2 separate regions of the Mus musculus genome follow, and region 2 is linked to region 1. Evidence: chromatin loops called from intact Hi-C (ENCODE). Cell type or tissue: left cerebral cortex. All regions are shown on one strand. Links, peaks and the distances in the headings refer to the core of each region. The heading gives the core; the rest is flanking DNA.

Evidence for each region. A loop is a pair of places that touch in the nucleus more often than their neighbours do. Peaks named below come from ENCODE experiments on the same cell type or tissue, not always from the same donor. Only the 100,000 strongest peaks of a DNase experiment are listed, where the experiment ranks them.
Region 2: a loop joins it to region 1, with 1.9 times the contacts of the local background. A loop is called at or near these places in 3 of 42 quality-filtered maps.

What each region holds. Positions count from the first base shown.
Region 1 is chr6:29,516,932-29,533,049 of GRCm38, reverse strand. It overlaps Irf5 (interferon regulatory factor 5), which reads right to left and starts at 6,425. Exons shown (of 9, transcript NM_012057.4): 1 at 6,276-6,425; 2 at 1,719-1,924. The coding sequence starts at 1,913. Gm26627 (a long non-coding RNA gene) reads right to left here. Exons shown (of 3, transcript XR_868831.3): 3 at 8,346-9,173. In left cerebral cortex, for the core only: a CTCF peak has its summit at 7,592 (motif pointing right); DNase peaks (open chromatin) are centred at 3,775, 8,774 and 9,577; H3K4me3 peaks cover 1,335 bases; H3K27ac peaks cover 577 bases.
Region 2 is chr6:29,384,924-29,401,041 of GRCm38, reverse strand. It overlaps n-TPagg6 (a tRNA gene), which reads right to left and starts at 12,218; the gene lies at 12,147-12,218. It overlaps Ccdc136 (coiled-coil domain containing 136), which reads right to left and starts at 4,467. Exons shown (of 18, transcript NM_001347071.1): 1 at 4,300-4,467; 2 at 3,456-3,563; 3 at 1,593-1,841; 4 at 1,433-1,507. The coding sequence starts at 4,357. RefSeq lists a cis regulatory region at 13,958-16,118. In left cerebral cortex, for the core only: a CTCF peak has its summit at 9,078; DNase peaks (open chromatin) are centred at 9,003 and 12,323; H3K4me3 peaks cover 418 bases; H3K27ac peaks cover 324 bases.

The DNA of each region.
Region 1 (16,118 bases), core at 2,870-10,869:
TTTTTTTAAAAGATTTATTTATTTTTTATTTATATGAGTACACTGTAGCTGTGTTCAGACGCACACCAGAAGAGGGCATCAGATCTCATTACAGGTGGTTGTGAGCCACCATGTGGTTACCAGAAATTGAACTCAGGACCTCTGGAAGAGCAGTCAATGCTCTTAACTGCTGAGCCATCTCTCCAGCCCATAGCAACTTAATCTTGATAGAACTTTATAGAATATAGAAATATCCGCATACATTGTGGTAAGGATTAAGTTCAAACGCTAAAATAATAAGATTCCAAAGGTTTTAAGTTTTAAAATCAGCATCTCTTTGGTCTAACAATTTTATTAAACTCTGAACACTAGACCTCATCTGACCATTAGATCAAAAGGTAGAATTTAGGAGAGATCATGCCTGGAAGCACAATCTAAAACAGTCTGAAGTGATGGGTGACTGAGTTATACCGGGTCCTTGCAGAGGGTTATTCAATGGTCACAAAAAGTGAAGCAGATGTTTCTTGAAAAGGAAAGCTAATCCTGATATTGGGTGAAAAAAATGCAGGTTACAGTATGTGTGGGCCAGCAAAATGGCTCTCCACAGAAAGGCACTTGCCAGCCTGCCTGACAACTTGAGTTTGATTCTTGGGATTCACACTGTGGAAGGAGAGACTCAACTCTTCCAAACTGACCTCTGACCTCCGTGCACATACTCTGGGGCCTGCACACTCCCCATAAATAAGTAAGTAAAAAAATAAGGAAAAATTAAAACCTATGTGTGGGTTTGCGTGTGTTGGTGACTATCTGTAATCTACCCAAGTACTTCAGAGCTGGAGACAGAGTAACAGAGGTTCAAGGCCAGAGGCAGCTACGTAACGAGTTTAAGGCCATCCTGGACTATGTGAGAATGTTTTAAGATATATAAAATAATGAATAAATAAAGTATGGGGGTGGGGCTGTCCCTTAGTGACTGTATGTGTCTTAGCATGAGCAAGGATAGCCTTGATCCCTAGCACAAAGACATCTTTGAAAAGTTAGCTAGGCATGGTGGCACAGGCTTGCAATCCCAACACACGCTGGAAGGACAGGAAGGGGGGACTTCCACAAGTTTAAGGCCATTCTAATCTACATAGTGAGTCCCAGGCCAACCAAGAATATAGAGGGAGACCCTATATCTAAGTATATTTAAACATTCTTAAACGTGACTGGGTTCCAATTATATATTATACACTGTATATTCTGTTGTAAAACTATTTTGGTAGGGCCTGTCCAGAATTAGGGCTTGTTAGACATGGTGGTACATGTCTGTAACCCTAGCACTTGGGAGGCTGAGGCAGGAGGATGACAAGTCAAGCCAGCCTTGACTACCCAAGCGAGTCTGGTTAGCTGGGCATTATAAAGTGAGACCCTGACTCAAAACCCAGACCAAACCCAAAAAATGAGCTAGTAACTTCATTTAGTGCATGTGATATAGTATGTGTAACGTGTAGTCCAGTGTAACATAAATCAAGAGCATGGAGTGCTACACGGAGTTACAGGCTGGCCTCCCAGAGACCTTCCATCCCCACCTTGCTCTAGGCTACAGGTTAGAAAAGATGGTCCTGTGTCCCTGAGTCTAGGTGTGGGATCCCCTGAGCACTGTAGCTGGCAGGACGTGACTCTGCCTCTCTCTACTCCGGAGGGCTCTTTCCTAGGGAGGGGCTGCCCCAGAAGGCAGCACCTTATCCAAGGCTTACCTTGAAGATGGTGTTGTCCCCATCCTGGCTGGGACCATGCCTCGTGGCATGGCGCCAGGGTATATAGAAGAGTTTCTTTTCCCCGTTGACCCACTGAAGCCCTGGGTACTGGCAGCTGTTCACCTGGGCCACCAACCAGGGCTTCAGCCTCACACGGCGGGGTGGTGGGGGAATCCCTGGGGCTGAGTGGTTCATGGCAAAGGGCTCTGCGGGAGAAAGCAAAGAGGAGCTCTACAAACTGATAGCAAGATGTTCCCTGCCCTGGTGGACAGGTCAAGCGGATGAGCACCCCAGTCCTTCTAGGCGTCTGGGGCCAAGGCTGCTTTCCCTCACCTTCCTGTCACAGCTCGCGCAGCCTGTGAGTTCTGTTAGGGGAGAAGGAAACTCCCGTGCTAGTGGGTGCTGTGGGCCACCCATTCTTGAGTGCAGTCAGTATCCAGCCGCTGCTTCACTAGAGAATTGTCCCAGGTGTCTTATTCCCCATGTCAAGCCACCCATCTCTGTCAAGGCAAACCTGGCTCCCTTGCATAGAGGTGGGCCAGCGAAATCCACGGGTACTTCTCTAGGGTTGGCTATTCCACCATGCTGTATCTGTCCTGCCTTGCCCAGCTTTTCTCTCTGCATCTTACTCAACTTCTTTCCCCTGAAACTGCCCTTCCCCGTCCCTCCTAACAAATCCTCTAAACTAAACGTCTGTCACAGGCTTCTAACACAAGCTGGCCTTAGACAGGAGCAGACCGTGGGAGAGGGGTTAGGGACAGGTTCGTTCACAGGACTCTGAGTTTTGGGCCTTTTGGTTAAGATCACCTGTAGCCCTGGCATTTCTCCTCAGTTCTTTCAGGAATGAAGCTTTCTTCCCCCTTGAACTCTTTATAAAAATCCCACTCATCCACTCCAGTGACACCGGGTACCTGGCTTAGATGGTGCCACCCTGAAGCCATCAGTGGACTTGAGTCTGGCTCCTGCTACTGCCTTCACATCCATTCGGTGCTCCTGTTTACAGACCAGTGCCATACACGTGGTGGCAGGAAGTGCAGACCAGGTCTAACAGCTTCCTGTTGCCATGTATTGTAATGCTTCACACTGGCCTGGTTGCCCCCAGGGAGGAAGAGAGTCTCATGCAGACACAAGTGATTCTATGTATCCTTGCCCCCCAGATTATCCCTGACTGGCTAATAAAGATGCCAACAGCCTGAAGCTGGGCAGAAGAGAGATAGGCAGAGTTCCTTGGTCTGAGGGGAGACAACAAGGTAGAGGGAGGAGAAAACGCCTCATGAAAGCATGGCCACGAGGGCTGGCCGATTGGAATTAAGAGCAGCTAAGTTGGAACATGGAGGGGTTCTTGATGGGGAAGAAGACATTAGAGCATGAAGGGTGATATGTGCCCGGCTCTGGTACACTAAAGGATCGTTATAAATATAAAAGCTGAGTGCCTTTTATCTGGGAACTGAATGATCAAAGGCAAGGTAGTCCACCCCCCCCCCATTGAGATTAAATATTGCCACAACAGCTTTCCATTGGAGGTAAGCACTTTGGCAGGCCACAGTCTCTATCTCACTAGAGTTATGTGCACAGGACCCATGAAACCCTGGTGCTCTTCCCTCTACCTGCTCCCTCTCCTCCTGACAGAACCTGTAACTTAGAGCTCCCTCCCTCTCACCCATCTTCCCTCCTGGGAAGCTCTTTCCTGCCCTTGACCATATTCTTGATCTTGAACTCTTGAACTTGGGGTGGGGGTGGGGCGGGGTTCAGAAACAGAGAAGAGGAAGGCTGCGGTGCCAGCAGCTCCTGGGAAGACACTCTCTCATTCAGCCAGTTAAAGAACAAAACAAAACTCAGCAGACTTACTTGGGTTTTGCAGCATGGAGCCCCAGTTTCCCCTGCAATTCCCCCACCTAGTGTCTTCTGGGTTGTGGCTACTACATGCCACATCCAGGCTAGCGGAGCGACCCTCTACAGACTTCAGAGCACTTCAGAGCAGTGCATACCTCAGCGGCCAGAGACCCAGGAATAGCACTGCCAGCTTTGGACAGAGAGCGTGGAAAGGCTCCCAGCCCTGCCCCCAAGCTTAAGAAGAGGTGGCTTAGTTCCTCTTTCTGCGCCAGCCTCCACCCTGACCTAAGGGAAATGAAAGTAGCCCGATGGGACAACTCAGAGATCTGACTCACTCGGCTGACCCACCCCCACCCCATCCTCAACATCATCCTCTCTGTCTCCCATTATAGCTCCTAAGCAGCTCTGATCTTAGAATGGAGGGTGATGTACACACACACACACACACACACACACACACACACACACACACACACAGAGAGAGAGAGAGAGAGAGAGAGAGAGAGAGTCATGTCAAGAGTAGTATGAACAGGAAGAGCAGAGCACTCACTGCCCTGCTTCGGAGACCAAGAAGGAGCCAAGGAACACTGCAGCTTTCTTTCTGTCTCAGCCTGATGATGATAAATTAAATCAGAGAAAGGTTTTGAAATTGTTGCTCTGGCCTCAGTGTTAGGAAGCGGCAGTCCCTTCTAATGGAGTAGTGACGTAGAGAAATGATCCCCACAGCAAGCCAGGGCCATGAGAGGAGGGTGTGTTCATCTAGGGGCAGAAGGCACCACCTGCAGCTAGATGCACAGGAGCCTCGCCCTGAGCAGGACCAAGTTCAGCATCTACCCCACAGAAGCTCCCTCCTGCCCAACAAAAAAGGCTTAGATCTAAGTCAGATCCTGCCTGCCAGTTCACAATTGCAGCGTCTAAACATGACTGCCCGCTCCTGGGTCTGGAGGTTTTGAATAAGAGCAGTGCTGACACACAACGCAGACTGAGATGTCTGGCTATGAGCCCTAAAAAGGAGAAACGAACAGAGCCCCCACCATCTTCCATGTCAGACCTCAGGAAGTATCCCACATGTGATGGGGCATGGAAGCAGCCCTTGAATCCCGACTGCGATGGAGAGTCCCCATAGCTCACCCCAAGGTCATGAAGTCCCAGGAGAGGCTGCCTGGGCAGTCAGATCACTGAGAACTCCGGAGCTGGTGGGGAGAAGCTGCCATAACGGAAGGAATAAAGGCAGAGCTTCGAACCCCTCCTGTCTCTCGAATTGTCCCGTTCTAAACCCCACACCCAGTTCAAGGCAACATCCAGGGGTTACCTGCAGTAGGCATGAGCATAAATCCCGCCCTCTCCAGGTGAGCGACACACCCGGGGCCCTGCCCCTTCAGAGTGCACACAGGCTGAGATTCTGGGGCAGCAGGTGCGGCAGGAAGAACCCTCTCCCGGCTTCCTCCCAGGGGCAGGCTGGGGGAAGGCCAGAGTTCAAGGGAAAACCCCCGAAGGACTTTTAGTTAATAGGAGTGGTCTCCTACCTATCTCTTTCCTAGACTTTAGCCAGGAGCTTAGGGAGTAGAGAGGGCGAATGCTGTACTGTATCACACAGGTCCTCATGCGAGGCTTTTAGCCTCTCCAGCCTCCGTCAGCCCCGTCCACATCCTTTCTGGTCCTGATCACTTATCCTCACTTTGGAGTTCAGGCCAGGTCGTTCCCTCCTGATCATCCCGGCAGACTCCACCCGGGGCATAACGCGGAGGGAAGGGGGGTGGGGGTGGGAAGGAACCTGGGTCAGCCCCTGGAGTCATCGCGGGGTTACTGGCTTAGTGTCCGTTCCTGGTCCGCTCCTCTGGACCGGGACGTGTCCGCCTTGCTATGCCAGGAGGAGGCCAAGAAAGCCCCCACTTCCACCCCTGCTACTAGGTACCCGCTCTGGGTCCTCTGGAGGTTCGAGAGACACCTGGAGTCTGGGAGACATCTGCACCGAGGGCGAATACTGGCCCGGGACATCTCTCCGCCTGCGTTTCGGCCCAACTACACTTTCCCTTCACGTTCAGATTCTAAGTTGTTACTTCTTAAGTTTAGGGGCAGGCCGTCAAGAAACTAGACCAAGCATTAATCAGCCCCCGCCCCGATTCTTCTCAACAGCTAAGAATAAATCGTCGTCCCCTTTTGAGCTACGAGTCAAGGAGCAGAGCCTCTATTTGACAACGTCTCCCCTCAAACTCTATTCCCACAGATTCCTGTCCTTGGCTTTAAGATCCTTGGGAGGGATCGCTGCTTGACACCTCAACCTCTTTAGTCGAAAAAGTGAGGTGTGGCCGGGGAGGAGAGACGAGCTGTGTGCCGACAGGGTCGGGGTCGGAAACTCGCTCCTCCCTGGTCCCCGCCAGACTGTGACAGGGCGCTTGGCATCCTTGACCCTGGCGAGGCGCAGTGGGGATGTCCACTGGGCCCTTGGGACTTTCCCCGAGCATGCGAACGTTGGCGGCCGGAGCCCGGCACTCCGAGCTGGCCTGGTGCGGAGCGCCTTGGAGCCATTCGCGCTGGCCCGGCGCCGCCTTCGATCATCGCCCACCGCGGAGGAGCGGGATCCCGACCCCGCTGGCCCCGTTGGCAGGTGCCCGGGGCGTGCAGGTCGCCGTGGGTCGGAGCCGTGGCTTGGCTGAAGCCCGGGGCTGTTCCCACCGCCCTCGGGGCGAGGAGCCCAACACAGCCCACAGCCCCGGGACCTACCTGTTTGCTGTGCGCCCGCGGGGAGCCTGGAGCCCCGGCCTGGCGCTGCGGCCGAGCTGAGCTCTCGCCGAGCTGCACCGCCCGCGGGTCGCCCAGCCCGCCCCGCACTTCCGCATCGCGCCGCCCCCGCCCGGGGCAGCGCCCCGCCCCGCCCCTCGCCACCACCCCGCGCCCCGGGCCCCTACCCATCCACCGCCCACCGCGGGGAAGCCCGGGGCCTCCGCGAGACCGCAGACAGCTCGGCGCCCCTCGCCGGGCTCCTTTGGGAATCCGGGGAGACAGAGTCATCCATCACCCAGTCCCCAGATACCCTGTAGCCTGTCCTCACCTAGTCCGCGCCCGCCTGGAGCTGGAGATCCGCTGCGCGCGGGCGTCGATGGAGCCACACTCCAGGGCATTGGGAGACCCCTGAGAGCTCCCTTTCAACATACCTTGGGCCACTCTGTCTCCTCAGCCTTAACACTGGCCCTCCGGACCGCTCCAACTCACCATGTGACTGACAAGCCCACCTCTTCTTTTGCCCTTACCTTCACCGTGGTTTGGGTTTGCCCTTTGAGCGGGTTCCCACCCCCACCCCGACCTCCCGGTTCCATAAACGGGCCTTCCTGTCCGAGTCGATGCTGGCCTCAACTTCCACACATCCTGTTCATGTAGGAACATTATTCGCTGATTCTCACTCTTCAACTTTTGGGTCAGCATCATATTATTTGATAGTCTAAGTGTTTTTTCCAGGAAGGTCTACCCCTTCCTTGAGTCAGCTTTTGGTTTGTTGTGTTTTGGTGTAATTTGTTGATTGGTTTGGAGGAGGGGTGGAGACGACTTCCAGAGTCTTTCCGTTTGATTTTTCCATATGATTTTAACGTCTAATTTCCACTGAAATTCAGCTTAGTTGGGAACCAACCCTGTCTTGCATGGTTCATGATCTATAGTAATTTTTATTTTTATATTTGTATTTTACTGATAATGGAACCCAGGACCTTGCACATTCTAAGCAAGCACTGTGCTACTAAGTGCCTGCCTTCTCTGCCCTGTCATAATTCTAAAGGGTTATTGTATTTGTTTCTTGGGTTTTAACTCTTTTAAGGGTAAAAAGTTGTGTTGCCGGTGCTGGTCTCCAACTCCAGGAATCAAACGATTTTCCTGGCTCAGATGCCTTGAGTAGCTGAGATTTGGTGTAGCATCGCAGGCAGCTTAACTAAAGATATAAGCACATATATTTTAAATGTTTACCATCTTAATTCTTTTTAGTGATTTATTTTATTTTTTATGTATATGAGTATTTTGTCAGCATGCATGTGCATCGTGAACATGCAGTTCCTGCAGAGACCAGAAGAGGGCGCTGGATTCTCTGGAACTGGAGTTAGAGACTGTTGTGAGCGAGGGGGTGTGGGTGCTGAGATCTGAATCCAGGTCTACTGCAAGAACAGCAGATGCTCTTAACTACCAAGCTATCTCTTCGGTCCTAGAGATATTTTTAATACACAAATATTCTGAATGAATTGTTAAATTAAAATGTTATTACATTTATTTTGTGTGTACATCTGTGGGTACACATAAGCATGAGTATGTCAGAGGACAACTTCAGCCAGTTCTCTCCTTCATATGCCTGGCCCAGGGACTGAACTAAGGCTGTCAGGCTTGCCAGCCATCTTGTTTACCCCCCCCCCCCCCACACACACACCCCATTGTTCACTTTAGCTAGCAAGTAAAATATATACATTGTAGACATACTGTTTACCCTCTACATTTAAAGCCTTAGATTGCTGACAGATACCGTGGTATTAATTAATTAGAATTGTGGCTTCTTCCTTAACCTCTGCTGCCTTCCCAGGGATGTCTGGATTAGACTTCAATGAGCAGAGAGAATCCAGTGGGTTTGTTTTTGTTTTCCTTCTCTCTATATATCTCCCCCTCCTTTCACTGTAGCTGAATATAAAATGGAAATATATTATTTGTATCTGCTGAATATATTACCCTCTCATATATGCTAGGCACTCTATCACTGAGCCATGTGTCCTTCTGTTTCACATTTTTAAAATTAAAACTCTGGGTGGATCCAGTCACAGTGGCGCATGTCTGCACTGGGGCAGCTGAGGCCTAAACTCAGCGGCAGGCCATAAGATAAACGGGGCTCCGAAAAGATTCTGCTCCATTCAGATCCTGTCTTCCCTGACAAGGAGCCCCTTAGCCAAAAACTGCCCTGAGCCAGAGACCTGTTTCTGGAGGAAGGAAAGGGGTAGTGCTCATTCAGTGAACAGAACTCCAGCTATTCCAAGAACGAAGAGTCCCCTAGGCTCCTGTGCACTGTCACGGGCAAAAGGGAAGTGAGGCCCCACTCTGATGCTTAAAATTAATCTCAGTTCCCCCTGCTCATTCAGGGGGGCCCAACAGGGTGCAGAAAGACTCCATAGTCCTAGGAGGGCATCAGGAGGTCCGGTGACTCCCCCACCAGTGGTATGACGCTGTCACAGATGAGCTTGTGATAAGAAGTAACTTTGTTGGCTTTGGGCAAAGCCATGGTCCAAGTAAAGGCACAGAGAGAGTTAGAGGAAGAGGGAACCGAAAGAAACCCAGTGTAAATGACAGTGACTTAAGGAGAAGCTAAGCACACTCCAGTCATCTCGAGGCCAGCCCACTTTAGACAGGGCCTGAGAAATGCCAGCTGCCGTTGTTGCCCAACCCCATTTTCTCTGGCCTGGGCTTTGCAGGTTCTCTGGACTGGCCTGTTTGTCTGGGAACTTGCGAGTGTGACATCAGGTTGTGAGTCCAATGGGGCATCAAATCCCAGGAATTGTGAGACATGACACGCCTCCTGTGCTGGAGCCAGCTTTCCATCCCTGAAGTGAGATGGTCCCATCCCTGTCACACATGGACGATGTCAGATGCTCACCGAAGCCCCTGCCAGGATAGAAAGACAAACTCCCTGTGCTGGAGTTTCCAGTCTGTGGGGCGAGACAATGAGGCTCAACACCTTTCAGGTAGCAGGACTGGGTGAGCTTTGAGGGGCACCACACAGGCAGCTTTGCCTGAATTCAGTGGAGAGCCAGAGCAGAGATTGATGTGGCTCCCTGGCTTGGAATGTTCCAGTAGTGTTATGACCTGTGCTGTGGACACTGCAGCCAGCTTCCTCTCTGTTTCTATGAACTGCTGCTTCCTCAGCCTTCTGAGGTATGATGTGGAAGTCCCCCACTCAGCTAGAACGGTCACATGGGCCCCTTGGACCTCGGGTCCTCACCTTTGCCCACCCACACTCAGTCTCTCTTCCCACAACCTGGGGCCGAGGAAGCTGAGTAGACACCACCGCCACCCCGGGGCACCGGCTCTCTGCTTCTTTGTCTCACTAAAAAAAGAAAAGCTACTTCCCTTTCTCTTGCTGGTCACCTCTCCTTTTCGTGATGTCCTGAGTGGACTCCATTTTGACTTTACTCCTTTGTTTGGGCCTTGCTCAAGCTGGCCCTAAACCTTCAGGAATGCCCCCACCACCCCAACCCAAACTCCAGCATTTCCTGACATCTTGTATCTCCCTATTTACACCCCAGACCCAGGGGTCTCACTAGGGCTTGCCTTTCTCATTATTTCCTTTAAACAGCTGAGGTGCAGATGTCTCACTTTCCTGTGCGATTCGTCTCCTGTCAGCCTTCCTTGGGTCTGCCTCGGTGTTAGCACCCTCTCCACTTTTGGCCTGGTTAGAAAGGCGCTCAGACTCTACTGGGTTAGATGGCCACACCTCCCACAGTCCCTGAATTTGGGTTTAGAATCTGCTAAACTCAGCATAAACATTACCCCCAAATAACTTCCCTCCCCATTGCTGCACTCTGTCACTAAAGGGCCAGGGCCTCCCTGTTGCCACCAGTCCTGCACTGTGGCTCACAGGACAGGCATTTGGCACGGAGGAAAAGGAAAAAGAAGTCTGCCTGTAAACTTTGGACTTTTGGGATTCTGGCAGTGTTCGTGGGTTGTCCCCACAGGAACCAGCTGAGGATCTCTTCAGAGTGAAAAAAAAGCAGAGAACCTGGGAGCTAAAGTCCCCTGGGGAGGCTCAGAGGCCAGGGCCCTCTCCTTTCTTGCTTACAAGGAAGAAGAGGGTGCCAGGCCTCACTAGAGTAGACCTAGAGTTGAGTTCTTTGAAGGCCAGTGATCTATCTGGGTCCTCAGCGATTTCTAAAGTTCTCCAAGCTAAGACCCTGATGCCCTGCCAATCTGTGGTGTTGGGCACACTGGAGCCATGATGGAGCTGAAGGGCCCAGAGACTATGGAGACCTTCTGCCCATATGGGGCGGTCCTTCTGACATAGCCTTCCCTGTTTCCCAGCCTTCTCTTCCTCACTGGCACTGCCAAAGCCATAGAGATGCTGGCAGGCCTTGATGCTTGACCAGGAGCCATTTCTCGGCGATGGAGGTACAGGGAGAATGGGGAGAAGAGACACATGCTCAGGCCTCTTCCAGGGTCTTCTATATTAGCTCACAACTCTACAGAGCTTTGCTGTGCAGTAGCAGATTCTAGATACAAGATCACACTGAGATCTCAATATATGCCAGACACATTAAGCGCATGTGACATCTTGATATCTTTGATTGCAGGCAGTCACTAGGCTGGAGAGGTTTCTAGTATCCCCATTTACTGAAGAAGTTAGCTGAGGTCCTGGCTAATTAACTCCATGGATTTTGGCACCTTCTCCAGCTTAAATCTCTATGCGTAGGAGGTTAAATTTTATCTATCTATCTATCTATCTATCTATCTATCTATCTATCTATCTATTTATAACTAATTTGATGATTTTTTTTTGGAAACTAACAGTAGATTTTATTTTATTTATTTGGGGAGAGGCATGGGGAGAAAGTCTCACTATGTGACTGGAACTTGCTATGTACACCAGATTAACTTCAAATTCATAGCATCTGCCTCCCTCTCTTTCCTGAAGGTTGAGATTAAAGGTATGCACCACTGCCTGGATTACTTTTTATTGTTTTTAGACAGGGTTTCTCTGCATAGCCTTGGCTATCCTGAAACTTACTCTTGTAGACCTTACTGGGCTTGAACTCACCAAGGTCTGCCTGCCTCTGCCTCCTGAGTGCTAGGTTTAAAGGTGTGCACCCAGCTAGAATAATGTTTAACTTTATTTACTATTATTGTTGTGTGTTGAGTGTGTGGATATGTGTGGATGTGTCTATGAGTATGGTGTGTATGTGAGTGTGTGTGAATATGGGTGTGAGTGTATATGAGTGTGTGAGTGTATGTTTATGTGGGTGTGAGTGTATATATATAAATGTATGTGAGTGAGGGTGTGTGTGTGAGTGTATGTGTGTGTGTATGTGGGTAAATGTGAGTGTGTGTGTATGTAGTACGTACACGGGGAACTGCAGGTGAGCTGAGATGCTCTTGTAGTCAGAGGATATCTTTCAGGATCTAGCAGCACGGATTCTAGGCATCACACTCAGGTTGTGAGGCTCGCTCTCGCCACAAGTGTGTGCTGGGATTTCTTGCTCAGGCCCTCATGCTTGTGAAGCGAGTACTGTTACCCACTGATGTCCTTCTATATACCCCACCCCGCTTCTTACAGTGTTAGGGCCTGGCACTTGCTAGATGCCCCTGAGCTAAATCTCCCCCCACCCCTGTGCATTCATTACTGTCTTTGATGACTTACTGCTTGTAGAAATGTTACCCAGACATCTGTCTTTATCTTCAAAAGTCAAGATCTCTTCTCTGAGAACATACCTCTGCACCTAAATGTTCCCCTCTTTTGCAGTATTGGGGATCAAACCCAGGGCCTCTGTGCATGATAGGCAAACCTATACCACTGAGCTAAACTTTCAGCCTGCAAAACCTTCCCTTCTATAGTTGTGTTAAGGAAGGGCCCTCTAATGACTTCAACTTAACTAGTTACACATGCAGTGGCCCTCTCTCCAAAGACGCTCGCATTCTGAAGCACTAGAGGGTAGAATTTCGATACATGAATTTGGGAAAGGGGGGCACAAATCAACCTATGAGCATTTCACACATCCTGCTGTCACTAAACCTGAGGCCGTTATTTCATTCTCATGCACAGAGCAGGTGTCTGCTTGCTCTTCACCTGAAGAGGCAGAGACTCTGAAAGAGGAGGTGGTTTACCAGAGGTGCACAGCAACTGGGAAGCGAAACACGGGGATCTAAAGCCAATTGCACATCAGTGTCTTCTGTCACTGCAGTCTGGTGATGCTAGATGCTTGGCCTTAGCTTTTGTTCAGTCTCTCTGCATCCCAGAGCTCCCATTTGTAAAGTGGACTTGATACACTGTCAGCAACAAAGCACACTGCTTGGAATGAAGACCAGCAGGCCCAGTGTCTTGCACACAGGGTATATGACAGGAATAAACACAACAGCAGCCATTCCATAGGGCAGGTCCCACATTCTGTTGGTTCTCAGCTGCTTTAGTGACCACTCTTCTGGACTGTCTTAATCAGTGTTCTATTGCTTGCTGTAAAGAGACACCATGACTATGGCAACTCATATAAAGGAAAATGTTTCACTGAGACTGGCTTACAGTTAAGGGGTTTAGTCTATTGTCATCATAGCAGAAGGAATGGCAGAATGCAGGCAAGCAGGCATGGTGGTGGAGGGGTAGTTGAGAGTTCTACATCTTGATCAGTAGGCAGTAGGAAGGGAGAGACACTGGGCCTGGCTTGAGCATCTAAGACCTTAAAGCCCCACCTGCAGTGACACATTTCTTCCAAAAAGGCCACACCTACTCCAACAAGGCTATACCTTCTAATAGTGCCACTCCCAGTAGGCCTATGGGGCCTATTCAAACCATTATGCTGGCTATATCCCCAGAGCAGATGGCACCCAGGGGGCATGAAGATCCCTACACTCTAACAGCTTTGAGCCTCCTGACCCCCAGAACAGGCTGCCCCTGAGATCCCTGAGATGTCCCCAATTTTTGCTTTCCTTTCCCTTCCCTCAGCCATGTATATGTATATATGTATGTATGTATAATGTGTGTCACACACACACATATGTATACATGTATATATGTGTACATGTGTGTATATATGTATATATATGTGTGTGTGTATATATACATATATATATATATATATATATATATATACATATATGTGTTTAGAGAGAGAGGGAAAGGGAAAGAGAGGGAGAGGGAGAGGGAGAGGGAGAGGGAGAGGGAGAGGGAGAGGGAGAGGGAGAGGGAGAGGGAGAGGGAGAGGGAGAGGGAGAGGGAGAGGGAGAGGGAGAGGGAGAGGGAGACAGCTGCTGCAGCTTCCTTTCCCACAGTTGGACCCTAATATTGTGTGTGCCTCAGAGGTGGTTTCATGCCCTTGAGATGTTGAGGCAAGCAAGAAAGTGAGCTGCCTTACCTAGAAAGAGACCCTTGAGAAACCAGGGAAGTAAAAAGAGTGTGTCAGGGAACATGGGCTTGGCTGCTCTCAAAGCAATGGTCAGCAGTGAAGGGAACAGTGTCTTTACAGAACTGAGCTGCCTTTTACACACACACACACGTACACACAAACACACAGACACACAGACACACAGACAGACACACACACACACAGACACACACACACAGACACACACACAGACACACATAGACACACTGAGAGACACAGAGAGACACACACACACAGACACACATAGATACACAGACAGACACACACACAGACACACAGACACACAGACACAAACACATACACAGACACACAGACACAAACACATACACAGACACACAGACACACAGACACACAGACACAAACACACAGACACAAACACACACACACAGGCACACACACACAGACACATGCACACCCGTATGTAATTGAATTTAACTGTAAGTAAACTAAAAATAACCTATAGAGACAGTTTCATGTGTGCTGACCTCAAACATACCTGTTTCTGGGTGCTGAGATCGTAGATAGGCACCACCATACCTGGCTCTGGGGAGTAAACCCAGGCCTTAATGCAAGTTGGACAAACATGCCAACTGAGCTACTGCAGCCTTATCTCTAAAAGTAAAATTTGAGGAAATTTAAGCCAGGCAATATGGTATATACTTGTATGCCCAGCGTTTGGGAGATAAAGGCTAAATAATCAAAGCCAAGGTTTGTCTGCATGCGACTCTGTCTCAAAAAAAGGAAAGAAGGAAGAGGAGGAAGTGGATGATGAAGAAGAGGAGGAAAGTTAAAAAATATTAAAAACAACTCTACCTGGCTTCTCTGGGTTATGCTCCCACTCGCCTGCCCATGGGTCCCTGTGGATCTTGGCTGCTCAGCTTTAGCTAAGCTGAGGTCTTAGAAGGACATGGGTGTCATTGAACAGAGGGTAGCTTTGTAAAGGGGACATCCACAAAGGCCTGACCTGGGAAACAAAAAGCATTTGGGAGATGCCACCAGTGGTGGGCCAGCCCTCCTGCAGGAAGGCTGCCCTCAGGAGTTGGGGTACAACCAGGTGTGGGCAGAGAAAAGAAACCCTACTTCTCTTCTTTTGAGTTCCTAACTATAGCAGATAACTCTTGCCAGACCTCGAACCCACAGAGCGTCTGGTCATGTAGGCAATGTGACTACCTGTTTTGAGTAAGAGTAAGGCAGGAAAGGTCATAGGATGGCACAGGGAAGGGTGGTAGATAGAGAGAAGCTGAAGCCACTCGGGCAGAAGCCTTTAGGACCCAAGGTTACCCCAAGCTTCACCCAAATATGCCAGCCTTTTGCAGGCTGGGATTTCCTGATTGGATAAGGTTGTGAGTGGATGAAAAGCCGCCGATTCTTGAAGGCTGTAAGAACCAGGTGAGTGGTTTCCCAGGATTCCCAGCCTTTCAGGTCACTAGGGTCACTTTTCTGAGGACTCACTTCTGGGCCTCATATATATTGTGGACATGAGAAGGGATCAGGGTGGAATGGGGACCTGGGTGGCTGTGTTAGTTGTTTTTTGGTTGCTATGACCAAATATGTGATGGTTCAGGGCACAGTCGGCCATGGTGGGGAAGGTGTAGCGGCAAGAGTTTTAAGCCACTGAGACCTCACTGCACCTACAGGTGAGAAGGCAGAGAGAAATGAATGCACCCCTCATTGCCCCTCTTATTTAGTCTAAGAACCCAGCACATGGGATGATGCCCCCACATTTGGGACAGTTCTTCCCTCCTTAGTTAAGCCTTTCTGGAAACACCGCCATACACACATCTGGAGGTATGCTTCATGGTGATTCTAAATCCAGCCAAGTTAACAATAAAGATGGGCCACCGCAGTACCCCTGCCAGGCACTGAGAAACCTGCAGGCCCTTCCTGGATACCTCCCCAAGGGATGGGTCCCTGAGAACTGCTGTCTCCATCTGGGCTACTCAGGGACACAGGCTGAATTTCTGGGACACAGCTGGGTGTCAGTTCCTCCCGAGATGGGAGAGACAGCTGTATGCAGAACTATTGGCCTGTGGTTAGTGTAGCATGCATACGTGCAAGGCAGTTGCTGAATTCCTCCTTGCACGCCCCCTGCTGGGAGGAGCAGAGAGTGACCACAAGTATTTTCAGGCTGCCTCGGAGACAGAGCTGGTGGGCAGCTGGTCGGACTGAGACTTGTCTCCTGCCCATGGCAGGACAGAGGTGGGTGTGGCACAGCTATAGGCACCTGCACAGGTTTGCAGGTGTGTTCTCTCTCCATCACACCACCACAGACCTTGGTCTGCTTGTAAGTCACACCTCTAGACCCACCTTCGAGGGTCAGAAACTGAGGTCTGAGGGACAACCCTCTAACTGGGAGGGAGGCTGAGGGACAAAATGGGAGGCAGAAGGCCTATGTCTGGTCTCCTCAAGAGTCTCTGAGACATTGGGACTCTTCCTCTACCTTGAACCAGACTTGGCAGGTAGC
Region 2 (16,118 bases), core at 4,946-12,945, 130 kb after region 1:
TTCTCTTCTTCTTCTCTTCAGTCTCTGCGCATACTTTTACTTTCTTTCTTTTTCTCTTCACCTCTCTCTCCTTCCCATGGCGACTCCCTTGGCTTTAGTCCTTGGGGTCAGTGAACTCACCTGAAAGCAGCTTCCCAATAAACCTGCATTTAATATAATCTAATCTGGCTTGAGGTGGCTCATTTTACTGGTAAAAAAAAATTAACTTATCGATATCACATATTTATACTGAATATTATATTCATACCTGTGTTGCCTTTATTAATACCTGAACTTGTATTATTATGCTTTCCTTTAGAATTTATTTTTCATGACACGGGGTCTCATGAAACCCAGATAGCCTTGAACTCAGTATGTAGCCAAGGACGGCATCAAATTCCTGATGTTCTTGCTTTTACTTCCCACATACTGGGATTACTGGCCTGTACCACCCCTGCCCAGATGTGGAGTCTACTCTTCAGGGATTTGGACAATTGTGTTCTTTGTTGGTCCTTTGACGTATTTGGCAGACAAATGAGTGAGGCCTGTTTTACAGAGAAGATACTGAGACTCTGAGTGATACGTGACCTACCCAAGGTAATGAAGTTTGTACATGGTAAAGCTAAGTCCAGGTGCTCAGACAATGTGAAGCCAACACCCACACTCCTCCCGCCCCCGTGCTGTGTCTGCCATTTCTCTTCTCTTCTCCACATTTCCTGCATCTCCCTTTGCTTACATGCCGTACCCTTCCCTTCTGCTCCTCCTCTTATATGTTCCGTTCGCTTGCTCTCTCCAGGACAGCTTCCAGACCTTTTTTTCCTCCATCTATATTTTGTATTTGGCTTGATCTCAGCTCTCCCTACAGAGTCCCTGCTGTTTTCTAGGGCAGAGCCTCAAAACCTTCCGGAAGCCCACAGAAGTAACAAAAGCTCGCTCTTTATTTGGCAGTGCAGTGGGATATGGGACGCTGCCTCACTGCTTCCCAAGACAAAAGGACACCTGGACTTTGAAATAGAGGAGTTGGGAAGCACAAACTCAGGATTGCATCTGTTTCCTTCAAAGACTCTGGAGTGTTCTCCAGGGGGTCCCTGCGGTGCTCTTGGTGGGGACTAGAAAGAGAAATACAGCCTGGAACTCAACCTTGATTATACATCCCTGGCCCTGGGCAGAACAAAGTAAACAGGCATGTGGGTGAGGGAGGAGACTAGGAAGAAGAGAGGGAAAGGATGAACCCGAGAGAGAAGATGAAAAGATAGGAAGGCGAGAGAGAGGATGTTGGGATCGCCATGTAGATAGGTAAAGATGGGAAATTAAGGAAAGAAGAGAGCAGAGGGAGAGGAGAAGAGGGGGGGGGGGGCGAGGAAAAAAAGAAAAGGAGAGAGGAAAGGTTCTGAGTTAGGTGTGATTGATTAGGGTGGCCACTTCCCTCTGTCTAGACTTGGGGGGCAGTTACCTTGGAGCTGCTGAATCTGCTTGGTGAATACTTCTGCTTGCTGGGCACTGGCCAGCCGCTCATCCTCCAGGAGCCCTGCAGTGAGAGGAACATCTGGTTTGGAACCGGGGAAGCACGGAGCCTTTGGGCCCAAGCCCTGTGCCCTGTCACGGGTGCTCACCCTGAAGCTCCAGGGAGTCATCTTCATGCTGCCCAGCAAGCTCACGGGTCTCCTCCAGCTCTGCCACCAGCTGCAGCACCTGGGCCCTCAGCTCCTCCAGCTCTGTCTCTGTCAGGCTCAGGCCCCGATGCTTGCCCATTGAAAGGGAGCCCAAACTGCCTCCTTTCTCTACTTGCTCTTCTTCGACCTCTTCCTCTTCCTCCTCTTCCTCCTCCTCTTCCTCATATAGAGCTGGAAGTAACACCTCCCCTAGGAGAGACAACCATCCCACCACACAGTCAGTGCCCAATCTAGAACCCTGCACCTTACCTCCCCAGGGCCTGGTCTGCAGAGTAGTGTCACCTGGTGTCCCCCGAGGTTCCCTGGGTAGAACCTAACTCATGGTCAGGCTCTGGTAGGTCAAATTTGGATGCACCTTCTCCAGCTTCCAAACGCCTAATATTGGACGTCTCCTGCCTGTCCAGCAGCCTTGTGCTGGCTCAGCTACAAGAAGCTTGCATGAGGACACCTGGCTCTAGTAGTCTGAACTCTGGGTAGTAGGACAAGGAGTTAAGAAAGGATTCAGACATTCAGACACCAGCTGTTTATGTAGGCCAAATGAAGCAAGCTTGGGGGAAAAACAACCTAGGTGGCTTGCAAGGTATTAGCCGTTTCATAATAAGAAAACACTGGCTTGGTCTGTAGATAGAAGAGGAAACATTAGGCGGAGTTGTTTACTGCATCCATTTTGGAACCCTTTCAAATGCATGTTGTCAAATATCTTTTTGAGGTTTTTCTACACCTGTTGTTTCCCTGTTGGGTACCACAAGGATCATCTCTTTCCTTCTGACCCAAGTTGATGTTGAGAGTTGTCAGGCTGAACTCATCTCAAAGAAAGTCTGCCATCTTAACACACTCTTCTAAACCACTCATTTATTTATTTACTGCATACGGGTGCTCTCCCTGCATGTGTGTCTGTCCATCATGGGAGGGCAATGCCCTTTCAGGTCAGAAGAGGGTATTAGAGCTTCTAAGACTGGAGTCACAGACAGCTGTGGGCTGCGATGTGGGTGCCGGGAACTGATCAATTGCTAAGCCATCTCTCCAGTCCTGTTGACACATTTGAAAAACTAATTTGGTACTGGTCCTCATGTTCAGACTCCTGAACACCTTTTTTTTCTCCTTCTTCTTCTTCACTGCAATGCAATCTTGTCTTGGTAGGGATTGCTTTGTTTTTAATCCTGGGTCTCTGGCCTTCCTTCCCTTTTCTAACACCAACAGCATACGGTTCATCTGAGACCCCTTATGTCATCTAGTCTCTAGGGAAGGCCTGTGCTGAACTACAGAGGGGCCTGGGGACACTTCACAAGAAGTCCTGGATAATGTGTTGGTACTGCCTGCCCTGTTACACGCGAGTGCTGTTGGGAAATAGACTCCATCTAGCCCTCTCCTAAGCACGTTCTTACTAAAGCTGCAGGGTTCCATTCAGAGTTGACGGTGGTGGCATCAGATAGACAGTTCTCATGCCCATGTCCTGGCTTTTAAAAATAAGAGACAGCTTGGGATCTGGGTCAGCAGGCAGTGAGAAGAACAAGCCCCCTGCCGAAAGCCTGTTTCCAGGCTGGGTTGAGCAGGGCCTCTCTCTGTCTGGCAGCTTCCCGGGACACACAACCTGGTTAGCTGGGTGATTGGCGCCCCAAAGGGATGTGCCCAAACTTCCCACAATGCCTGAGCCCAGGGGAGGCTTGGAGCTCAGCCACCAGGGAGGAGGGGCCTGAGATGAAGTGAGGGGAGGGCCCTGTTCTGGCTCAGAGTTCTGGGGTCAGGGAAGGAAGAAGGGAGCTACGGAGTAGGGCGATAGAAAGCCTTTTTCAGAAAACTCACCGTCCATAGCTTGCATCCCACGGCGCTCCAGAGACCCCCAGCGTTGGCCTTTCTTCCTCTCACAACCCTCAGATACCTCATAGGAGCCTAAAGTGGTTACTGTGGGTCCTGTGAGCCGGGAGAAAGTAAGAACTGTAGGAATAGAGGGGCCTGGGGCTGAGGGGAAAGAAAGGGACGTGCATTCTTATATGGGAGCCCCGGAATTTGCAATCACACTGGAGAAGCCTGACTCACTCTGCCCAGCTCTGTGATTCTATTCCCTCAGCCACCTCTCATGCCTATGGAGGGGACCCCAGTCCGGCGCGGCCCAACCTCAGCACCCCTGTTCCCGGCTCCTCTCCCTCGCTCAGACAGAAGAGGGTGAGTGTTTGTTTAGCTTGGGGCATAAGAAGAGGGGTAGGGTGGGAACTAGGAAAGAAGGTTTTGGGAGGATCCTATATAGCAAAGCAGAGAAGGGAGGGGTGGCCGGCTCAGGAGAGGAGAGAAGGGGCTCTAAACTAGGCCGTTTCTCTTTCTCTCCCCTTCCCTCCCTCACCAAACCTCGCCCACCCCACCCTCTCCCGGTGGTCAAGAGCTTTGATGAACTAGAAGGGTGCAGGCTCTAGAGACAACTCCCCCGCCCCCCTCGTGAGCTGGAAACACAATCGGGCTGGAGAGACTAACTGGGGAGCGCTTGGGGAGTGACCGCTGGGAAGGGACAACCCAGGTCGAAAGATGGAGAGCAGTATCCGGTGGAGGCCAGGGTGAAGGGAGCCGACTCAGTACCAGGAGCACCTGGGGGTCAGAAGGAAGGAGAGCCGTAGGGGGAAGGAGCATAGGGAGCTGAGAGAGAGGCCGCTCTGACCTGGGCCAGGGCAGCTCCAGCCCGCGGCTCCCGCGCCGGCCCCGCCGCCTGCCTCCATGGCTGCTCCCGCCGCCGCCGCCGCCTCCCGAGCAGAAGCCGCAGCCTCCGGGCCGGGGACCGGGAGCCCGGTGCGCAGGGAGGAGAGAGGGCGGGCCGAGAGGGCGGGGCCTGGCCTGGCCACCTGACGCGAGTGCCCGCCTGTGGCCGCCCGGAAACCCTCCCCCAGTCCCCGGCTCCAGACCCAGTGAGGACCAGCAAAAGAGGTTCAAAACACGTCACTAAAGTGCCCCAGGCTCGTCCGAGGCAGCTTCAGGTCTGCTGCGCCTGAAAAGCGGACGTGAGCTACCGGGTCTTGAGGATGCGCCCAAGGAGTGCTAGCATGGCTTGGTTCTGGCTGCAGAACCCACCCTGGGTCCGCCACGCCTAGGGACCTCAGGGGCTAGTCTTGACGGATGATAGAACCGGGGGGGGGGTGGGGGTGGGGGGGGATGGACTGTTTCCTGCAGATGCGCAAACACACGCGCACTTCCTTGGTTCCCACACAGAGCCAGCGTCCCCATCCCCGCAGTCCACAGAACCCATCCCTCCGGGTAGCCTCAAGCGCCCCAGAGCTACTGCAGGGCTGGCGGATAGTTGAGACCTGCATGTGCCAAGTGCTAGGTGGTGGTACATCACTGCTTTCCCCGAAATCCCACCCAGCCAGAGCTCTCCTCCCAGTGTACCAAGTCCCTCTTTCTTCCCAGCCCTTTGAGCCACGCCCTCTGTGACCTGTGCAGTGTGGGCATCATTGATGTTCCCTGTAACAAGAAATGTGGGAAACCACGAAGCTTTTTTTCAACTTTTCATCTATTTATTCAAGAGATGAACTTGGTCTTGAGGCAGATTTGACATCTCAGCAGGTCTCATTTAGGTCAGAAGTGGATACTCAGGAATCTGCTCCCCGAGTTATAATCGTGGAGAGATTTCTAAGCTTGGTACCTCACACCAGTTCTTTCTCATGTATTCTCACTCCTAAAGTTTGGGCATGGCTTGGCTGGGTTCAACTCCCCAGGCTACTGGGCTCTCAAGCCCTCCATGTTCCTCAGGAATGAAGCAATTCCCTGCACATCTCAGGCTTATCAGTAATTTCAGCATTGTGTTGAGAGTTACTCTCCAGACACCCCATCCCTTCCTTTTTTTAGACTCTCCTGCTGTGCTCTTCTGACCCTCTGGGCAGCATCAGAGTATTGCCTGCTGTTAAGGTTGGGAAGTATCCTAGTTATCTTTGTATCTTCAGTATCAAAGTACCTGACTCATGGAGTAAATGAGTAACATGGAGCTTCCGACTAAGTTAACAACGCCTTCATCATTTATCCCAGATTTTTAACTCATGAATTTAAACTCACGTTCCCTATTAACAATGATGTCTGCCAGGCAGTGATGGCTCACACCTTTAATCCCAGCACCTGGGAGTCAGAGGCAGGCGGATCTATATGATTTAGAAGCCAGCCTGGTCTACCGAGTTAGTTCCAGGACAGCCAAGGCTACACAGAGAAACCCTGTCTCAAAAACCAAAAACCAACAAAACAAAAAAGTCCAGAAGTCAGTAGTAATTCCTCCCCCCGACCCCCAGCCTGATAATCAGAAAAATGAAGAATTATTTGTTTTCACCTTCTCCCCAGAGGTCAAGCTCCCACTTTAGACCCATGGCTACAGTGATCCAGCCACAGAGAAGAGCTTCCGGGCAAGCTTACTATTTTGCAGATCATCAAGCCAGACTTGGGTAGCAAGGTACAATATTTAGAGATGATGAAATGAGCTCTCATGGGGGGAGCTAAAGGGAAGTGTTCTGGAAGCTCAGTGGTTCTGCCCAGCGCAGCAGCCTCCAGTTCTGTCTCAGCAGCAGGTCAGGCTAGCAGTTGGCAGTGGGTGAACAGAAAGACAGTCGCCATGGTCAGTTGTGACATTCAGGAGTCAGAGCTCTCTCTAGGAGAGCCTGGATCTTGAGCATTAGGACTAAGCTGGTTCCTGGGTGCAGGTGATCCATCACTCACCATTGATCTCAGGGAATGCTCAAGGGAGACTAGAACCAGTCTATTAGTGGGAGGCAAACCCTATTCAGATCAGCATGGGGTTGAGATGAGGGTGAAGTTAGGGAGCAGAAGGGAAGAAAGAGCTTAGCAGCTATGGGGGGCAGGGCTGTCAGGGATGTGTCTGAAGGGCAGGCATGGCAGGTGTGTCCCCCAGGTGATCAGCTGAGAGGGATGATCTGGGTTAATCCTCCTGTAACCCCAGGGTTTAAGACTCAGCCTTACCCCCAATCCCATCCCAGGAGATCATCCCCTCTGAGGACTGATGCAGCCATTTATCCCCCTTTACCCTTATTTCTAGACGCTCAGAGTAACCATTAAAGCATTTTTAAAAGGAGCATTTGCAACATACAGAAAAGTAAAGTCCAAAGACTAGTGTAACACTCCTGTGCACACCAGACTGCTCAGATCTTTTTCTTCTTGCAATGCTGGGGATTGAACCTCAGACCTTTTGCCTAGTAGACAACTGCTCTGCTGCCTTGCTACATCCCCAGCCATGTTTATATCTTACTTTGAAACAAATTTTACATTTGCACTAATTCTTTGAGAATTTTATGAAGGCATTTGAGTCCCCACTCCTCCCACACCCACCCTCTTCACCATCACCTCACTCCCCTACCCCCAGCTTTGAGTTGTCTTCTTGTATTTCTTTTCTTTTCTTTTTAAATGGAGTCCAGTTTGTATTGTCCTCCTACCCTGGGAGCAGGGCCTGCCCTGGAGTATGGACCACCCACCTGGGGGGCTATGATCATTTAAGGAAACTGACTTTCCCTCTCCCAGCAGTAATGTTACTTTTTTACAACTATATTTCCAAGATGACTTATTTGCATATGTGCTGGCATTTTGCCTGCATTTATATCTGTGCACCACGTGTGTGAAGTGTGCAAAGAGACTGAAGAGGGCGTTGGACCCCTGGGAGTGGGAGTTACAGATGATTGTGAGTTGCCATGTGGATTCTGGGACTCAAACCCAGGTCTTCTGGAAGAGCAGCCAGTGCTCTTATTCACTAAGCCATCTCTCCAGGACAATTAATATCAGGCCAAATTTGATTCAAATTTGAAGTAGGTTAGGACAGGGAATAGTGTAGCGACTTGGGGCCCTGTTTGGGTTTAGTTATGCACACTCCCTCTGTCTTGTAATGATGCCCTTGGCAGCCTAGTGCCTTTACCTGTGTGTAAATGTATACACAACCCTCCTCAAACAACACACACCTCAGGCCCCTGCCTACATCAGGCTACGTGTACACTACTCTTTGAACAATAGTTTCAATTTCTTCATCTCTAACAATTATCAAGTTTTTTTTTTTATTCAAATGTATTCCCAAAGAGGTTGGAGAGATGTTTCAGCCATTGAGGGCTAGGCTTACAATAATAATATTTTTTTAAAAAGACAAATATATTCCCAATGCATCTGATTAGAAAGAGCAGAAGAACAGATCCAACCTGAAATGGTTTTGGGGTGTGTGCCCACATAAAGATAAAACTGTGTCGCTGAGTAAACGTTGAAGGAGAATTCCTTGATTGCCATCTTAAGCCTATGTATAATGGTTAAAATTGGAGATGTGTGAGAAATAATTATATGACTTAATTTATTAATCAAAAGAGAGAACAACTTTATACACTTCAGTAACCAAACTTCTTTTCTTGAACACCATAACAAGATGCCTCCTGTCATAACTGGAGCCTGTGAACGGTTTCTCACCCCTGTGTACCCCTGATCCCTACTCTGTGTCTCTCCCTGCTTTATACTGTTTACTTTCCTTTTGAATAAAATTTCCTTGCTACTTTGCAAATCTGTGTCAGCCTTTATTTGAAGTAGAAGCCTAAAATATCGAAAACCCAACCCTGACCACTAGGAACAATCCCATGGTTTGAAAGCTGTACTTTATATGTATATAAGTCACAAAAAATTACATAATTTTGATTTGTGTGGTTTCAACATCCGTCAAGTGTTACATAATCCACTTTCATCAGCTAGCCTTAAAGTTTTACGTATCCACCGTGTTTTACATAGTTCTGTTCATCCTCTAGTGAGCATCTGGGCTCCTTGCAGTTTTCTATAACAAAGTAAATGCTGCAACTGGCAATTCTATATATGCCTTCCCGGCCCTTGTGGCAGACATTCCAAGGGCAAGTAACTAGAGGGGAATTTCTGGGACAAGGAATAGGTGCCTCTAAATTTACTAACTGTTGCTAAGTTAGTCTGTAAAGTAGAGGTGTTGCTAAGTTAGTCTGTAAAGTAGAGGTGTTGCTAAGTTAGTCTGTAAAGTAGCGGTGCCAATTAAATGCCACTGATTGTGGATTTATTTATCTTCTTTATTTCCTGTCTCCCAGTGGTGCAAAAGCTGCATATGCTAGTAGTCTCCTTGTACATTTTTCTTCACCCTCACTCTTTGGAGACAGGGTCTCACTGTATAGCTAAGCAGCTGTGTAGCTCATTGGTTAGCCTAGAGCCCACTATGTAGACCAAGCTGGTTTCAAATGTACAGAGATCTGTCTGTCTCTGCCTCTGATTAGAGGTTGGTGCCACCGCTGTGCACCCATTTCCCTGGATCTTTAAGTCACCATGCTTTTCTAGTAAATAGAAGCCGCGTAGAACACTCCAACTCTTCTTTCCCTGTCCTCCACATTTCAAGCTGGTATTTTGGTTTCAGCTTTGTTTCTAACCCCACTCAGATTCGTCACCATCATCATTATCTGTGGTCTGCTAGCATCACCTTCTGGATACTATTGGTTTAGATTCACTCTGTTTTTTTTTTTTTTTCTTTTCTCTTTTCTTTCTTTTCCTTCTCCCTTTCCTTCCTTCCTTCCTCTCTTTCTTTCTTTCTTTCTTTCTTTCTTTCTTTCTTTCTTTCTTTCTTTCTTTCTTTCCTTCCTCTCTCTCCCTTTCTTTCTCTCTCTCTCTCTCTCTCTTCTTGAGACAGGCTCTTATATAACACACACACACACAGAGAGCTACCAACAACAACTAGGTACTTTTCTTTCTGGGTGATTTTAAGGTCTTTCTCTTCACTTTTATAGTTTTTTTATAGTATTTTATTTTATTTTATTTTATTTATTTATCATATGTAAGTACACTGTAGCTGTCTTCAGACACTCCAGAAGAGGGCATCAGATCTTATTACGGATAGTTGTGAGCCACCGTGTGGTTGCTGGGATTTGAACTCAAGACCTTTGGAAGAGCAGTCAGTGCTCTTACCCGCTGAGCCATCTCGACAGCCCCCATTTTTTTTTTTTTAAACAGTACATTTCTTGTACTTGCTCAGCCTCTTAGCGTGCCTCAGTCTCGCCCATAGCCTTTTAACTATTCTGTCTCAGGTGATCTTCCTATTGCCCACATTTCTGGATGTTTTTTATTCGTTCTATCTTCCGGTCACTACTTCTCTCTGAGTCTAATCTGTTTGGTGCATCCTTGTTGCTGCCCCACCCCACCCACCCCGGCTCTGTTTCTTGACAGGGTCTTATATCTCAGGTTGTCCTGAAACTCCTTGTATAGCTGATGACGGCCTTGAAGGTCTGTTCCTTTTCCTTCCACTCCCTGGTGCTGAGATTACAGATCCACATCCACCGTGGCTTTGTGTGTGCTAGGCAAGCACTCTGTGCTTCATTGCCAACCCTTTAAAAGATTATTTCTATTTTATGTGGTCTTCGCACCATTTGTGTGTGCCTGGTTCCCGTGGAAGGAAAAAAAAAGGTGTAGGATCCTCTATGGTTATAGACAGTTGCAAACTGCCATGTGGATGCTGGGAATCAAACCCAAGATCTCTGACCACTGACCATCTTCCCAGTCCCCTGCTTTCCACTTTTTTTAAAAAAAGATTTATTTATTATTTATTATATGTAAGTACACTGTAGCTGTCTTCAGACACTCCAGAAGTCAGATCTCATACGGATGGTTGTAAGCCACCATGTGGTTGCTGGGATTTGAACTCTGGACCTTCCAAAGAGCAGTCAGGTGCCCTTACCTGCTGAGCCATCTTACCAGCCCTGCTTTTTACTTTTTAATGTTTTATTTTATTCTCTCAACAATCTCTTTCTACTTATTGTGCCCTATTTTCATGACTTTCTTGCCTTGATCTTTCCTATTTGATGTGTGCTTACTCTGTAGTAGTTTTCATATTGTGTCACCCCAGCTCTCAGAGCATTCTTGTTTGCTAGGTTCTATCTATTCTCCTTAGGAGGAATCCCATGGAATAATATTACCCCATCTGGGAGCCGCCCCAAAGATGGTGACGGGATACTACTGGTAGAGCCATGTAAAGGATAGACCGGTAGGGATTCTTGTCTTGTTTTGTTTTGTTTTGTTTTGTTTTGTTTTGTTTTGTTTTGTTTTCAAGACAGGGTTTCTCTGTGTAGCCCTGACTTTCCTGGAACGCATTCTGTAGACCAGGCTAGCTTCAAACTCATAGATCCACTCTCCTCTGCCTCCGGAGTGCTGGGTTAAAGACGTATGGTGCCACCAGCACCCAGCTTTTTATTTTTACTTTATTTTTTCCAGTAGGGATCCTAAGGAGAGCAGCTCTCCTTGGCTGATGAATCCAAAGCATTGATTAGAGGGGCACACGTGCAAAGTAGGCTGCCCTCAAGATTACCCTCAGGACAGATGCTGAAGGAGGAATATTCTACCTGGGTGTGGCTGCAGTAAGGAGGTGGGGCACAGAGTTTATGGCTTAAAAAGTGGCTTCAGTGAGGGCAGGTTTGGCGTTTGGTTATCTGACTTTTCCATTATATTTTTAATTCATTTGTTTAATAATTTCATACGTGTATCCAATATGTTCTGATCATGCCTACTCCCCACAGCCTCTGCCCCAGTGTGTCCCCACCTCCGTCCTTTTTAAATAACTCATTGAGCTATATTCGTGTCACCAGTGTGTGCATGGGTGTGGGGCTCTGCACTGGAGTACGGGCAGCCTACCAGGGGCTCCAAGCCAGAACACGACTGACTCTCCCTTCCCCAGCAGCTCCCCAGCTAGGTATGGGGACAGGGGACAGGCAGTGTTCTGAGCAAGCACCTAAACGCTTGTATCTTGTATCCGTGTCCAGGATGGTTGAGTCCGTAGGAGAAACACATTGATGGTCGCATCACAGAGTTACCAATGCATCTGTACTTCCTGTTTGGAAACGGTAGAAAAAGCTGGGAAATCCTACACAAATCATAGTATTGTGTTGATTCTTCAGTAGATCGCTCTCTTGTGCTTACTCTCTCCACCCCCTTCTCTCCTTCTTCCCTTTTTTTTTTTTGTTTTTGTTTTATTTTTGTTTGTTTTATTTGAGACATGGTTTCTCTGAGTAGCCCTGGCTGTCCTGGAACTCACTCTGTAGACCAGGACCTCGAACTCAGAAATCTGTTTGCCTCTGCCTCCTGAGTGCTGGGATTAAAGGCGTGCCCTCTTTCCTTTTTCATCTCTTTCTTTCATCTTTCTTTCTTTGGCGGAATTCCCTCACCTACCCTGGTTTCCTGAAACACCGCTGTAAGACTCTTTCTTTCATTTGTGTGGTATTTGTAGGAATTTCAAGGTTCAAGAACCTGGCTTTCATGTGCTTTTGTGAGGCTCCAGCCCCCTGTAGATGATCCAAAGTCCCCTTCCCTCACACAGGAAGCCCAGTGGATGCTTTAAAACCATGCTTGTCCTGTTTGACCACGTGGAAACAACCACATATATAGACTAAGACTCCGAGGTGACTGACAGTTGGCCGTCAAGATCCTTTAACCAGATCTCTGGCAAGAGCAGGCTGTGCATGTGGAAGTTGGCCAAGGGGGAGCAAAAAATGATAAGCAGGGCTCGTCCGGGATTTGAACCCGGGACCTCTCGCACCCTAAGCGAGAATCATACCCCTAGACCAACGAGCCACTGGCGGTTACTCCTGGCCAGATGTATCCTCTCTACCACATCATCAACATTAACTGCACTAGTGGTTCCTAGGACCGGTTTCTCTGCTGCTCCTCTCAAGCTGGCTCCCAGCCCAGGCAGGCAGTGCTCCAGCAGGCTTTGATCTCCTCAGTCACACAGCCACTCCTCTGCCTAGGACTTCACCCAGAGCTCATACTTCCAAACTCACTGTTGGAAGAAGGGAAGAGAGGGCCAGGCAGGCCCCAGCAGATACTTCTTTGTCTTAGGAGTTATTGCTGTCAATTCCAAGCTGCTCTTTTTTCTTAGCTCCTGGTTAGACCACCAGGAAAAGATGCTTCATACCTGGTAAACTCTTGGGCGCCAGCCCAGACGCCGGACCTGGCACACCCTTGTCTAGGCCACCTTGGCTAACCTACTGCATCTCCTTCCATCTGGAAAGGCAGGTCCTGCCCTGTCTCCCTTAAGGGTGATGGTGAGGTAGGTGATGGAGCGTATAAAATGCTCTACAACAGAAACGGGTGATTGTGGTAACCTAAGACGGGAGGGGGGTGGGGTTGTAGGGATCGGGGTGGAGCTGGAGGTGGGAGGGGTTGGGGATGGGCGGAGATGGGCGGGGTGGAGGAGTACCTAACAGAAGAGAGGCCTTACTGCCTGCTGCGGGCCGGGCATGTGCTGTGTGCTTTACCAGTCTCTTAACTTTGGCCCATGTTCTCTGCTGTAAGACAAGGACACTCGCCTGCACTTGCCATGTGCCCACCTGTTACAAGAATGCTTCCTCTTGCCTAGCTTCAGCCTCTGCTGCCATCTGCATCTGAAGTCGCTTTAAATGCAGGACACACAGCTTCTCGGACTTTCTAGAAAACTGGAGACAGGAGTCTGTCCTCACACACCTCCACACCAAACAGCCCCTGCTGGGGGTGGGGGTGGGGCAGGGAAGCTGCTAAGTGTTAACTCCAAAATCAGTTCTTACTGATGACAGGAGATGGGGTTTGAGGCCAGGCTGTGGCACAGCCTTTCAATTGAGGCTCGAGAGAGGAGGCCGATGTCAGCAGGGATTATGTAGCACATTTCAGGCTCCCCCCTCCCCCGGGGGGACTGCATGGTGAGACCCTATCTCAAGAAGAGGAGGAGATAGTTTGTTCTAGAGCCAAATATGAGAGACCACGACCCAAGAACATAGAATCAGGTTGCCTTAAATACCATTTTCCAGAGTGGTGGCAGTTTCATGAAGCTTTTATAGTTATAGAACAAGAACGTAAGCAATCCGAGTCCCTTTCAGATGCACTGATGGGACTATAAGGTGGATAGGTTAGAACAGAGTGGGGGACATCTCTGCTGGGGTTTCAGCTGCTATCTGATGGCAGTCTTAGTCTATGGATGGTGGAAGCTAGTGGTCTGTTAATACATCTCAAGTGTTTCAAGTGATAGTCACAAGGGTACTAGGTCAGACATAGAGGTGGGCAATGAATGGCTATTAATGTGGATCAAGACAGCTCAAGATAATTAGCCTCAGATCTGCAACATTCCACTATTCCATAGTTACTAAAGTCTTCAGTCCAACGTCCTTCCAACTAAGCTGCTGTGGCAGCTAGCACAGTTACGAAGTTCTGACCAGTCAGTCAGTCTCACAGAACCTTTAACATAGGCATAGCTTGTTTCTGAGAACTTCCATTCACAGGACGATGATCTACCCACAGCCTAAGGGTACATGGGGGGGGGGGGGCCTGACAGGTGGGAAGGATCCCCAAAAAGGTGAGATCATGGTTCAGATGCGAGGGCCCTGTAGGAGAAGCAGTGGTCTTAGCCCGGCCTATTTCACACCTAACACACATGGAACCCTTGCTTGCTTTTGGCGGGGGCTCCTATGAGTGGGGAGCTCCATGGGGGCAAAGATCTGTCTTAGTGGTCTTTGAGTCTAAGCTGTGCCTGGCCTTTGGCAAGCCAGATGGTGCCAGTGGCTCTCAGCAGATCTGTATGCCTGGTCTGCTTAAGCACGTGGCAGGACCAACCTTACTGGATTCTCCATGTCACTGTGCCTACAGTTGCCACTTAGCAGAGGTCTATGGAAGGAATAATCGAAAGTCCCAGGCACATGCACACACAAAAGAAATTCCAAGTGGAAACAGATGTTCAGGGAAGTCCTGAGTAGAGCCCCACCCTGTGAAGTGATACCTTTGAAGAATGCGAACTGGCCTCACTTCTGTGAGTGGACTAGCCAGCTTTCCTTGGCTCCCAGGTTGTTAAAGTTATATTATGACCACTCAGGAGTTTCTGTACCATACAGGCAACTCTGCTCACTAGTCACAGTGGGGAGTGGCAGGGGAGAAGGGCTCATTTATTCTCGAACCCGAGAGGCTTCTTCCTGTAGCTATTCCAGCGCTTCAACTGGCTTATAAATACAACTCTACTCAACATGTCATCCCATGACCTCAGCGCACATTCTTGACATTGTTCTCCTTGGTGGGCGAGGGGGTCTTTGCTGAAGATGTTTCAGAGCTGAAACTCCACTTAGGTCACAGGCGGTGCTTTTGGGTGGGGCAGGGCTCTGGATTTGGGGCAGGTTTGTTCTTCTCTTGTGGCCTTTATGGAGCATCATACTGTTCACTGAATGCTGGCCATCTCATCTCTGCAGTTTCCCATGCTTTCAAATCCTTCCTGCACAGGAGGAAGGGAAGGGGAGCAGGAGAGAGCGCCCTGGTAGAGGAAGTCCACCAGCACCTGCCTTCGGTTTAGTGCCAGACTTAAATGGCTGTGCCCTGGATTCATGCTGTTAGATTCCAGGCTCGTCATGGTTCACATGTTTCTACATGTGAACCAAATTTTCTAGAGAGGCTCCTGGATGTGCCCCTGGAGCTCCCTCATTTTCTCCCAAGCTTGAGGAGGGCTTGGATGTTGCGTCTGCTCTCGACCAGCAAGAACGACACGACCACCAGTCCTTCTAACAGCAGTTTATTCAGCAAACTTCAGTCTTCTTCTCTCTTCTTTCTCTTTATCTATATCTCCCACTAACAATAATCCTCTCTCGAATAATAATCCTCTCTCTAACCCAGGCCTCTCACTCTTATATACTCTCAGCCCTCATCCACTCACAGCAGGCCACATCACCTCACCAGGTACACAGCTTCAGCTAATCAGGGCAGCAGGAGCATATCTCCACCAAAATGGATTCGCCAGTATCCTGGTACACCTGCGCAGCTCTCATGATGGTCGTGGCTTATATTCAGGTGCAAGTCATAAGACTTAGCTGCAGTCCCTGGCGCCTTCTTGGGACTGCCGCCACACCCGCTCCTCACACTTGGGGACCCCCCCTCATATCCAGTAAAGCATGTCATACCATCCTTTTTCCAATCATGTGTCTGGAGAATCTTTTTAAAAAGATTTATTCATTTTTCTGTTTATTTATTTAATGAATATGAGTACACTGTAGCTGTACAGATGGTTGTGAGCCTTCATGTGGTTGTTGGGAATTGTATTTAGGACCTCTGTTCACTCTGGTCAGCCCTGCTCCAAAGATTTATTTATTAAGTACACTGTAGTTGTCTTCAGACACACCCGACCAGGGTGTCAGATCTCATTATGGGTGGTTGTGAGCCACCATGTGATGGCTGAGATTTGAACTCAGGACCTTCAGAAGAGCAGTCAGTGCTCTTACCTGCTGAGCCATCTCGCCAGTCCATGTCTGGAGAATCTTGTGGGTCAGTACTCAGCAGAACTGTCACAACACAAGTCAAGCTCATTGTCACCTGTGTATCAAAAGCTGGCTGGTAAGATGGCCCAGTGTGTGAGGCTGATGGACCCAGATGGTGGAAGGAGAGAACCAACTCCCACAAGCTGTCCTCTGACCTCTGCATGTGTTCCAGGGCATAAGCTAATCCTAGTTGTCTCTGAAAGGGTTAACT